2 separate regions of the Homo sapiens genome follow, and region 2 is linked to region 1. Evidence: chromatin contacts called from ENCODE Hi-C or POLR2A ChIA-PET data. All regions are on one chromosome and are shown on one strand. Each heading gives the region's core, a stretch centred on a gene start or an enhancer-like site at or near the end of the contact. The rest is flanking DNA. Distances are from core to core; before and after follow the strand shown.

Region 1 (5,336 bases), core at 2,777-5,276:
AAAAGGTCTTTCCCTCGTGGCCTTTGCACTTGCGGCAGCAACGTGTACTACACTGCAGAAGGGTTCAGTATGCACCTTGTGTTGAGAGAGAGGCAACCCTGGGGGCCAGTTCAGGTGGTCCCCAACCATAAGCTAGGTCTGAAAGTTACACAGCCAAGTTTGAGCTCTTAAAAGTTGATGAACAGCCTCATTTCCCCAGCTTCCCTGATTTCTTCCAGATGGGACGTTTTATTTGTGTGCTCTCCCTTGACTGTCAGATTGAAGTAAGAGCAGTTCTCTCCGTTGCCTCTCGAGGAGGAGGTGCGAAGTCCTGGAGTATTGTTTGGGTCTCGGAATGGGCGCATAACCTGCGCTGACCAGTTTAGGGGCTTAGCAGATGCCTGCCAGCTGACCTCGTTGGCAGGAGGGTTGGGTGGAGATGTTTTTAGCAGAGCTTCCATTAGTGTAGACCTGTAGCCACCTGTCAGAAGGTGGGTGGCATATTGGGGACCTGGGAATGTGTGAAGGAGGAGATCAAATTTCAGTGGCTTTGGACAGAAAAGAAGGCTCTGGATTTAAGCGGGTGGTCACCTGTGAGACCAGGTCTACCTTGGGACTGTTATTTAACTGAATCAGTTATTTCCTTGAAATTTCACAGTAGTGGGTGGGCCTGTTTTAAGGCTCTGACAGATACCACGAAACATGAAGCACGTGGAACTACAAGACCCCCGGGGTCTTTCTGAGTGCAAGGCTGAAATGGACAAGGGCTCCTCACGGGGGTGGAGGGAGCCGGAGCCTGCCTTGTGTTCCTTTTTTGACTTGTGACATTTTTCAAACACATAATTAAAAGGACTTATGCTCTGCTGTCTCAGGACATAATGCTTTTTGTACTGAGAAATTCATAGTGGGATGGCTCTCAGATAGTTGAGAGGAAAATGTTTCTCTCAGTCTCTTCAGACACAACCACACCTCTGCTCCTCACTCCCTCCGCCCCAGCACACACACCCGCCCCAGCACACACACCCGCTGAACCAGTGTGGAACAGGAACTCCTCTCCCGGCTGGCCTCAAGGGCAGTTTGCCTGGCGGGTCATCCCTGGGCTGTCCTTAGTTGCCTTTTATTTTTGGAGGGGGGAGGTGGGGGGTGCCTTTTGGTGACTCGAGGAGGTTCAGTCCTGTGGGGAGCCGCCCTCACCAGAGCAGGGTTGAAATCCTTCTAGGACAATTTTGAGTGTCTCTCACAGGGCTGAGCGTCCTCTGAAAGCCACCAATTACTTGGATTACTGGGTGGCCGGCATTTATGCTAAGTACTTTTCAAACATCACACTTAATCCCCACAGTGAGCCCATGCCGAGGGTGTTCTCTCTTCCCGGGGTGAAGAATTAGAGGCTTGGCAGGTGTCACCCACCAACAGGTTTGCAGTACTAGTGGCAGAGAGATTGGTGTTCTGGGGTGCCTTAGCCATGAGACGGAGACAGCAAGGCTGAAGGGGGATGGGGCTCTACACCTGGCCAGGAGCACTTCCTGGAGCTAGAGGGGAGCAGAGGCTGAGGAGTTAGCTGTTTCCAGACAGGGTGGCACCCTGGAGTGAGCGGGTGGTGGGGGCGCGCCAGGATGGTCCTGTTTCCAGATGGGGTCTCAGGCTCTTTCCCCAGGGCCTGACTGATGCCTCCAACAGTCCGAAAGTTTGCCTGGGCCCACACTGAGTCTGGTGACAAAATGGTTAGGCACAGTTCCAGTGGCTTTTACGCTGAAGAATTCAGAACATTCTCTCAGAAAATGAGGCCTTTTGTCATCTAACCCAAAGAAAATTAAGCGGGTGGATGGCTAGAAAGAGTTCATCTCCAGGGGGGACCCTGAAATCCTTTATATTCTTCCCGGTTTTCTAGGGAACCATCCCCTACATAGATGCCCCAGGCATCTGGGGCTTTTCTGGCAGCTGAAGCTGCCTTCAGAAGGCCAGGGTTATTTTCCAGTTCTGGGGAAGGTAAGTTCTAGTTCCACCTAAGTCAAAGCCCAGCCCTTTCCTTCTCCCCACCCTTCCCCACTCCAGCCATCTCTAAAAGCAAAAAAAAAAAAAAAAAAACCGGTTTTCCATTTTAAATTATTTTATTGTATATTAAAAAACCAAATAAAGCAATAACTTTAAAGACCTCAGACACACACAGTATAAACACCTGGGTAAGGTTTTGTTCGTGTCCATGTTGACACCGGAACTACCGTTAAAGTGCAAGTTTTGTTTTGTGTTCCTTTGTGCAGTTTCACTCACATGTAAACAAGTCACTTGGCTATGATTTGACCCACGCCCCCCCGCTTAGTTTTGGGAGGGCAGAGGCTCTACCGGCTGTCACAGCAACCCGGAATCACAGACAAGATAATGCCCCGTGGGTCCTGACCCTCAAGCGGGCATGACGGTTTCTTGAAGCCTAGCAGAGGCTGGATAACTTCACATCCCTCCCCCACCCCGCGCTCACTCTTAGGTCTTTGAGAAGATAAATCCACCCTCGGCTGGGCCCTCGCTCCCAAAGTTATGGGGGTGGCGGGCCTCAATGGGGGACCGGGGGTGGGGAATAGTCCCAGTCTTGGCCCGTTCTCTTTCCTTCCGGAGCAGATGACCGTCCCTTCTCGGTTCAGTGGCGCCTCCCCAGTGCTGGGGGCGGATCGCCGGGAGGGGAGACGCCAGTCCGCGCGCGCTCCCGGCCTGGGGCGCACCGGGCCGTTGGATTTGACTTAACAAAAAGGTCCTCCTTAGGTTGTGTCGCCAGCGCGGCGGGGCTCCTAGCTGATGACGCAGCGCTCCTTGTCCTTGGCCTGGCTGCCGGCGCTGGCCTTCTCGCGGATGTACATGAGGTCGCTGTGTACGCTGGGCCGGCGCGCGAAGGGTGCCACGATGCCAAAGGCGTCGCCCGGGTCGCCGCCGCCGCCGCCGCTGCCGGCCCGCAGCAGCTTCTTGTTCCGCAGCGCCTTCTTGTGCAGCACGTCGCAGTACTGCACCGAGACCTTGCGGTGCAGGTCTGGGCTCATCTCGCTGGGCAGCTTGGCCATGGCGAAGAGCGCGCGGAACATCTGGTCCAGGCTGCTGTTCTTCTTGGCCGAGATCTCGAAGTAGGCGCAGCGCTGGGGGTCGTCGCCCACCAGCTGCTCGATCTCGCGCTGGTCCACCTCGCGGTAGAAGTCGCGGTCACCCTTGTTGCCGCAGATGACCAGGGGCACGTCCACGTTCTCCTTGGTTTTGTTCTTGAGGCAAGACTTGGTGTCGAGGATCTGCTGCCTGAGCCGCTGCACCTCCTCGAAGGAGTCGCGGTTGTCCAGACTGAACACCAGGATGAAAACGTCTCCTAGAGGGGGCACAGAGAGCAGAAAAGGAGAAGGTGAGGGTGGCCGCCCAGGGGACAAGTCGGGCTGACTTTGAGGCCGCGCGGGGCGCGCTAGCCTCTCTAAGCGCGAAGCGCACTACTCGGCGCGCGGCAGCCGGACCGGCGCTCGCGGGGCGCCCTGGCCGAGGGTTCCCCGCCCTTCCCTCCCGCACCTGCCCGGCCCCCGGCTCACCTGTGAGGATGGAGAGGCGCCGCATGGCGGGGAACGGGTGGTTGCCGGACGTGTCGAGGATGTCGAGCTGGTAGACCTCGCCGCGGATGGAGTAGAACTTGCGGTGGAAGTCCTCGATGGTAGGCGTGTAGGCGTCCTCGAAGCGGCCGGTGAGGAAGCGCGACACGATGGCCGTCTTGCCCACCTTGGACGAGCCGAGGATGACCATGCGATAGCAGTTCTTGGCCGGGATACTCAGCTCCGAGTCGCTCGGGCACATCTTCTTGATCATCGCGGCCAGTTTCATTGGGCAGAGGGGCCGCGAGGGCGGGCGCGGGGCCGAGAGAAGGGCAGAGAGCGGCTGAGGGTCGCTGGGGTGGCACGCGGGGTGAGCGGCTGGAGGGCTCTGCTCGGGCTGGGCGCGGCTCGGGCTTGGGGCTCCGGCTCCGCTCGGGCTGGGCTCGGGCTAGGCTGGGCTCGGCTGGGGTTCTCCCAGGATCTGGGCACAGGCCGCTTGCTCTGGCTTTGGCGCCCGGCCGCCGCCCTTATATGCAGCCTGCTCGGCTGCCCCGCCCCGGCCCTCCCAGCTCGGTGCGTCACGCCCCGCGGGGCCCGCCTCCCCCGCACCGGCTCCCAGTCCCGGCGACCTCGTCACCCGCTGCCGGGCTCCTGCTCTCTGGGCGCGGGGGCTGGGGGGAGCAGTCCAGGGTCGGGCTGAGGCTGGAGGCGCTCGGACTCCGCTTTTCCACTGCCGCGGGCTCGGCGGCCGCAGGGGCGTCGGGGTTCTGGTCCCGGCGGTGCCCCTGTCCCTCTGCGACTTCGGGCAAGGACCCCCATTCCTGCACCTCCCGCGCGCGTACACTTATTTTCTTTGGTTCTCAGTTTCCCCAGAGAATAGGAATCTAGTAAGTAACCCAGTAAGCGCAGCAGCGTTTGCTGAGTGCTTGCGCGGACCGTATATTGCAGTCCTCAGAGCACAGCCCCAGCCCCAGCCCCCTTCCGCTCCGGTCCCCAGCCGGGCTCTTGTTCCCGGGAGGCGACCGCCGGGCGGACGCGGGGTTTCAGGGCCTCAGGCGCGGAGCTCGGCACCGCGCGCTCGGGCCGCCAGAGGGCAGCAGAGGGCCCGGCCGGCGGCTCGGGGAGGCTGTGGCCGCCGCGGGCAGAGCTAGAACAGAGGCTAGGAGCAGGCGGGTGGGGAGCGGCAGGGATGGAGCAGGGGTCTCAGGGCGCCTTGCTGGGGCCCAACAGGAGCGGTCCCCAACCCCGCGCTCTGCTGCAGGCCTCAGCCTGCTCCTTTCTCCCAGCCAGAGATGCTCTGTGGTATGGAGGGCTCTGCAGCCAGCGGCCCACCCCGTCCATCATAGCATTTTGGGCTTTTACTGTGCCGCGCGTGGGCCGACGTTCTCATTGTCTAGCTGAGAGACCTGGAGCTCAAAGCCACAGCGAGCCAGGAAGGCCCTGGGAGCACAGCACAGCCTCTTGCTTTCTCCTGGGCCTCAGTTTTCTCTTCTGGAAGATACTGATTCTGGTTCTGTGATTAAGGATGAAAATATGCAAATGCTTTAGGAGGGCGGGGCCTGGTAATAACAATAGCAACAATAACAGTAGTATTGACCCATGAGGCCTGGTGGGGGTACTCTCAAGAGCACACCAGGTCGATCAGTAACCAGGAGTGGGGTGATGTTGCTGAACATTGGCAACAGGCTGTCTGGAGCCAGCTCCTCAGCCCTGAGCTCTTGAGGCAGTCACTGCTCCTCAAGGCAACCTGTGTGCTCAGTGTTTTGCTTTGGCCACGTCTGACTTACGAGAAAACTAGGGAGCCATTAGCTG
Region 2 (5,913 bases), core at 1,055-3,554, 590 kb after region 1:
CGGGAGATGGAGCTTGCAGTGAGCCAAGATCGCGCCACTGCACTCCAGCCTGGGCAACAGAGAGAGACTCCGTCTCAAAAAAAAAAAAAAAGAAAAAAATATATAAATTTAAATAAAATAAAAATTTCAACCAGAATCTGGACAAGTTCCACACACGTAACATTTTTTCATTTAGAACAATCTCCCTACTTACCCCCTGGCCACTGTCATTGACAATTTTGATGAACCAAGGCCAATTGCCTTATAAAATGTTCCACTTTCTACATTTATCTGATGTTTCCTCATGCCTAAACTCAGTTACAGTATTTTTGGCAAGAATTCTACATAAGAGATGCTGTCAGCCAGATGAGGTGGCTCATGCCTGTAATCCTAGCACCTTGGGAGGCCGAGGTGGGAGGACTGCTTGAGACCAGGAGTTCAGGAGCAGCCTGGGCAACATAGTGAAACCCCATCTCTACAAAAAAAAATTTTTTTTAATTAGCCAGGCATGATGGTTCGGGCCTATAGTCACAATTACTCAGGAGGCTGAGGTGGGAGGATCACTTGAGCCTGGAAGGTTGAGGTTGCAGTGAGCTGTAGTCACGCCACTGCACTCTAGCCTAGGCAATAGAGGGAGAGCCTGTCTAAGAAAAAATGTCACGAGATGCTGTCTACTTTACACTGCTTCGTATCAGGAGGCATCTGATGGTAGGTGATCCTGAGTTGGAGTACTGCGTTAAGGTGGTATGGGGGGCAGGTGCAGTGGCTCATGCCTGTAATCTCAGAACTCTGGGAGGCCAAGGCTGGCAGATTCCTTGAGCTCAGAAGTTCAAGACCAGACTGGGCAACAATGGTGAAACTCCATCTCTACAACATAATACAAAAATCAGCCAGGCGCGGTGGCTGATTTTCTCCCAGACTGAGGAGGGAGGATCACCTGAGCCTGGGAGGTCGAGGCTGCAGTGAGCTGTGATCACGCCACTGCACACCAGCCTGGGTGATCAAGTGAGACCCTGTCTCAAAAAAAAAAAAAAAAAAAAAAAGGTGGTATGGGGATCCACTTTTTTTTTCTTGAGACAGGTTCTCGCTCTGTTGCCCATGCTGGAGTGCAGTGGCAGCATCTTGGGGATCCATTTTGAACCTCTTCAAGCTTGTCCCACCTGAGGTCTGCAGCCACATGTGGCCCAGGACCACTTTGAATGTGGCCAAACACAAATTCGTAAACTTTCTTAAAACATTATGAAATTTAGGCAGGGCACAGCGGCTCACGCCTGTAATCCCAGCACTTTGTGAGGCTGAGGCAGGCAGATCACTTGAGGTCAGGAGTTCGTGACCAGCCTGGCCAACATGGTGAAACCTCGTCTCTACTAAAAATACAAAAATTAGCCGAGTGTGGTGGCACGCGCCTGTAATCCCAACTACTTGGGAGGCTGAGGCAGGAGAATCACTTGAACCCAGGAGTCGGAGGTTGCGGTGAGCCAAGATCACACCACTGAACTACAGCCTGGATGACAAAGTGAGACTCCGTCTCAAAAAAACAAAACTAAAACAAAGAAAAAAAAACTGAGGTTTTTTGTTTGTTTGTTTTTTGAGATGGAGTTTCGCTCTTGTTGCCCAGGCTGGAGTGCAATGGCGCGCAATCTCCACTCACCGCAACCTCCGCCTCCCGGGTTCAAGCAATTCTCCTGCCTCAGCCTTCCCAGTAGCTGGGATTATAGGCGCGCGCCACCACGCCCGGCTAATTTTGTATTTTTAGTAGACATGGGTTTCTCCATGTTGGTCAGGCTGGTCTCGAACTCCCAACCTCAGGTGATCCGCCCGTCTCGGCCTTCCAAAGTGCTGGGATTACAGGCGTGAGCCACCGCGCCCGGCCAAAACATTGAGGGTTTTTTTGGCGATTTTTTTTTAAGCTCATCAGCTATCGTTAGTGTTGGTGTATTTTACGTGTGGCCCAAGACAATTCTTCCAATGTGGCCCAGAGAAGCCAAAAGATTGGACACCTCCATTTATAGTATAAAATGAAAGCCACTAGGCTTTCGGCTCAGCCCCTTTTCCTTACACTGCCAGTCAGCTGCGCTCAGGGACCCGCAGTTCAGAGTTCAACACGGGCAGATTCCCTCTCTTCCTTGCTTGCTCCTGCCAGCCGCAGCCGTGGGCCAGTACAGCATGGCCCGGCCCCGCCCCGGCTCTTTCCAGAGGTCCGCAGCCTGGCCGGCCCAGCGGGCGGAACCGATAGTGTCTGGCACTTGGCTCGCCCGGACTCTGAATCCTGGAGCACCAGGCGCCCACGAGAACGCTGTTCTCTTTGGCTTCCGGGCGCACGCTACTCTGTCGCCGCCGTCAGACCGGAATTGCCGGTGCCGCCGCCACCGCTGTCTGTGCGCCCACCTCTGCTGCTACCATGGGGATCTTAGAGAAGATCTCGGAGATCGAGAAGGAGATCGCTCGGACACAGAAGAACAAGGGTGAGGGCCGGCCGGGCGGGGCCTTCCTTTCTGCCTGCCTCAGTTTTCCTGTCTGTAAAATGGGGGAACAACTCCAGCAGTAATGCTGGGGCAAGATCCGAGGCCGCGGAGAAGTTGCCAGACAAGTGCCGAGGCCGCCCTGCGCGCCCAAGGCAGGGCCAGGCGGGAGCGGGTCTCACGCCCAGGTCTGACTGCAAACGTACCCCAAGAGATCTGGTCAGTCCCAGACCGTGTGCCCGAGTAGAGTAGTCCCAGCTCACAGAGCAAGCATCTGACCCAGAGAGAGGCGGAGCTGGGGTTCAAACCTCAGTCTCCTGATGGCTGGGCCTGGGGCCTGGGTCTACTCTGTTGTTTTGGGAAGTGCAAGAGGAGACCTCTCAGGAACAGCCTCACCCAGCAGCTGAGAGCCCATTGGAGCAAGGGAATCAGGACTCTGGAGTCTGGAAGGCCTGGGTTTGAGCCCCAGGTCCACCACGTACCTTCTGTAAAACATTGGAAAGTCACTTCATTTCTTGGAGTCTCAGTGTCCTCATCTGTAAATGGGGTAATACTCCCCTGCTCCATCTTAGTACACAGCTGAGTTAAATTAGATGGCCTTTACAAAGCACTGGGCACATGGTGAGCACTCAGTATTTAAAGTAAACACCCCAACATAGATAATACATAATGAAGCCTCAAATCTGGACTTTAGAATGTAAGGGCTGGAGGAGCTCACAGAAGAGAGGTGAGGAGAGAACGATGACACCAGGACAAAGTGGGACTTGAGCTGGTTGTTGGAAGGGTATCCCAGGTGGGGGCCACTGCTGAGACAAAGACATGGGAGTGAGCATGGTATGTTCATGGGACAGTGAGAACAATCTAGATCAGAAGGGGGTTATGGAAGAGTAATGGGAGATGCAATTGGCCAGGCTAGTGGCTAGCCATTCAGGCTTGTGGGAGCAGGAAGCAAGCAACACTAGATAGCTGGTCCCAGTGTCTGCCCTCCCTTGGTTCCATTTAGGTTTGAAGGCCAAGGAGTTGAGGGCCCTCTATGACTCATTCCTTCTGTAAATCTTTTTTGTTTGTTTGTTTGAGACAGTCTTGTTCTGTCACCCAGGCTAGAGTGCAGTGGTGCCATCTGGGCTCACTGCAACCTCTGCCTCCCAGGTTCAAGCGATTCTCCTGCCTCAGCCTCCAAATAGCTGGGATTACAGGCACGTGCCACCACACCCGGCTAATTTTTGTATTTTTTTAGTAGAGAGGGGGTTTTGCCATGTCGTCCAGGCTGGTCTCAAACTCCTGACCTCAGGTGATCCACCCGCCTCGGCCTCCCAAAGTGCTGGGATTACAGGCATGAGCCACCGTGCCTGGCCGATCTTTCCTGAGCCTTTACTATGTGCTAGGCACTGTGGTTAAAGCAGTGAACACAGCAGGCATATCCCAGCCCTTGGATCTGATCTTCTAGTTGACGGTCTGAAAACTAGAAATCAAATAAATAAGATAATGTCAGCCAGCAATATGTGCTATGAAGACAAACCAGGGTGATACAGCAGAATATTGGGGGTGGGGAGGGACTGGGGATTGGGTCTGCTTAGGTGGAGTGATAGAGAAGACCACCATGAGGATGGGGCATTTGAACTAAGACCTGATTGAAAAGAAGGAACCGGTCACGCAAACATCTGGGGGAAGAGGGTTCCTGGCAGAAAGAGCAGCTAGTGCAAAGGCCCTGAGGCAGGAACAAACTTGGCTGTTTACAGGTCAACAGGACTGGGGCTGGGGTGCAGTGATGGGACAGGAGGGGGTTGATCATGCAGAGCCATAGGTCATGGGAAAGACTCTGGGTTGTGTTCTAAGGCAGTGGGAGCTGGTGCAGGGTGTTAAGCAGGGGAGGGGCTATTCTGACTTCTGTCTTGAAAGTTCCCTCTGGCTGCTGTAATATTCCATATTACCCATAAGACCCAAGGAAAGTCACAGGGAGGCTAGAGATGCTGCCACTTTGGCAGTAGTAGACAAAGGAGATATAAAGGTGATTAAGACCTAGTCCCTCCCTTCAGAGATGCTCAGAATTTTAGGAGCTGGGATGACAGGAAGGGCCATGTGTACCTGACTGACACTGAATCCTTTTTTTTTTTTTTTTTTTTTTTTGAGACAGTCTTGCTCTGTTGCCCAGGCTGGAGTGCTGGAGTGCAGTGGTGTGATCATAGCTCACTGTAACTTCAAACTCCTGCATTCGAGCAATCCTTCCACCTCCACCTCTTGAGTAGCTGGGACTACAGGTGTGCACCACCACACCGGGCTAATTTATATATATATATATATATATATATATATATATATATATTTTTTTTTTTTTTTTTTTTTTTTTTTGAGATGGAGTTTCACTCTTGTTGCCCAGGCTGGAGTGCAATGGTGCAATCTCGGCTCACCGCAACCTCCGCCTCCCAGGTTCAAGGGATTCTCCTGCCTCAGTCTCCCAGGTGTGTGCCACAACGCCCAGCTAATTTTGTGTCTTTAGTAGAGACAAGGTTTCTCCATGTTGGTCAGGCTGGTTTCGGACTCCGGACCTCAGTTGATCCGCCCACCTCGGCTTCCCAAAGTGCTGGGATTACAGGCGTGAGCCACCCCACCCGGCCAATTTTTATGTTTTTTGTAGAGGCACGGTCTCACTATGTTGCCCAGGGTAGTCTTGAACTCCCAGCCTCAAGCAGTCCTCCCTTCTCAGCTTCCCCAAAGTGTTGGGATTACAGGTGTGAGCCACCCCACCCGGCCAATTTTTATGTTTTTTGTAGAGGCACGGTCTCACTATGTTGCCCAGGGTAGTCTTGAACTCCCAGCCTCAAGCAGTCCTCCCTTCTCAGCTTCCCCAAAGTGCTGGGATTACAGGCATGAGCCACCATGCCCAGCTGCAGAACCCATTCTTGACCATTTCTTACTGCTATCAATTCACTGATTCACTTGGTAAAATATTTCCTGTGTGCCTGGGCCCTGTGCTGGAGGCTGGGGATCCAGTCCCATTTCCTGACCTATCGGAGTCAGGGAAGTAAAGAAATAAGATCATTTTCAGAGTCGAGAAGACAGTAAACCTGCTCATGAGGCAGGAAGCAGTCTGGGGAAGGGCGGAATTTACTGTAGATTATAGCCAACTTTTATTGGGTGCTTACTGTATGCTAAGCGATGTTCTTAGTGCTTTCTGTAAGACTTCTCCATTATTCCACCATCAAAAATCTGCTGAAGTATGGTCAGGCACAGTGGCTCACGCCTGTAATCCCAGCACTTTGGGAGGCCGAGGTGGGTGGATCACTTGAGGTCAGGAGTTTGAGACCAACCTGGGCGACACGGTGAAACCCCGTCTCTACTAAAAATACAAAAATTAGCCAGGCATGGTGGCACCAGCCTGTAGTCCCAGCTACTCGGGAGGCGGAGGCAGGAGAATCTCTTGAACCCAGGAGGTGGAGGTTGTAGTGAGCTGAGATCGCACCACTGCACTCCA

The links. A loop is a pair of places that touch in the nucleus more often than their neighbours do. ChIA-PET counts read pairs that join two places held with the same protein, here RNA polymerase II (POLR2A). Pooled maps may share reads with other maps.
Region 2: a pooled map shows a loop between it and region 1 (8-fold over the local background). The contact joins the promoter of DRG2 here to the promoter of RASD1 in region 1. A Hi-C loop is called at or near these places in 7 of 50 pooled maps. POLR2A ChIA-PET finds 5 or more read pairs at or near these places in 2 of 52 experiments (H1 and PC-9).

The regions. Positions count from the first base shown.
Region 1 is chr17:17,492,369-17,497,704 of GRCh38, forward strand. RASD1 (ras related dexamethasone induced 1) reads right to left here and starts at 4,027. Exons shown (of 2, transcript NM_016084.5): 1 at 3,528-4,027; 2 at 2,069-3,316. The coding sequence starts at 3,813. The coding sequence ends at 2,757. MED9 (mediator complex subunit 9) reads left to right here. Exons shown (of 2, transcript NM_018019.3): 2 at 1-853. RefSeq lists silencers at 3,958-4,177, 4,338-4,467, 4,518-4,747.
Region 2 is chr17:18,085,644-18,091,556 of GRCh38, forward strand. DRG2 (developmentally regulated GTP binding protein 2) reads left to right here and starts at 2,305. Exons shown (of 13, transcript NM_001388.5): 1 at 2,305-2,444. The coding sequence starts at 2,381. RefSeq lists enhancers at 1,963-2,122, 2,188-2,689, 2,313-2,632, 2,683-2,732, 2,690-3,189.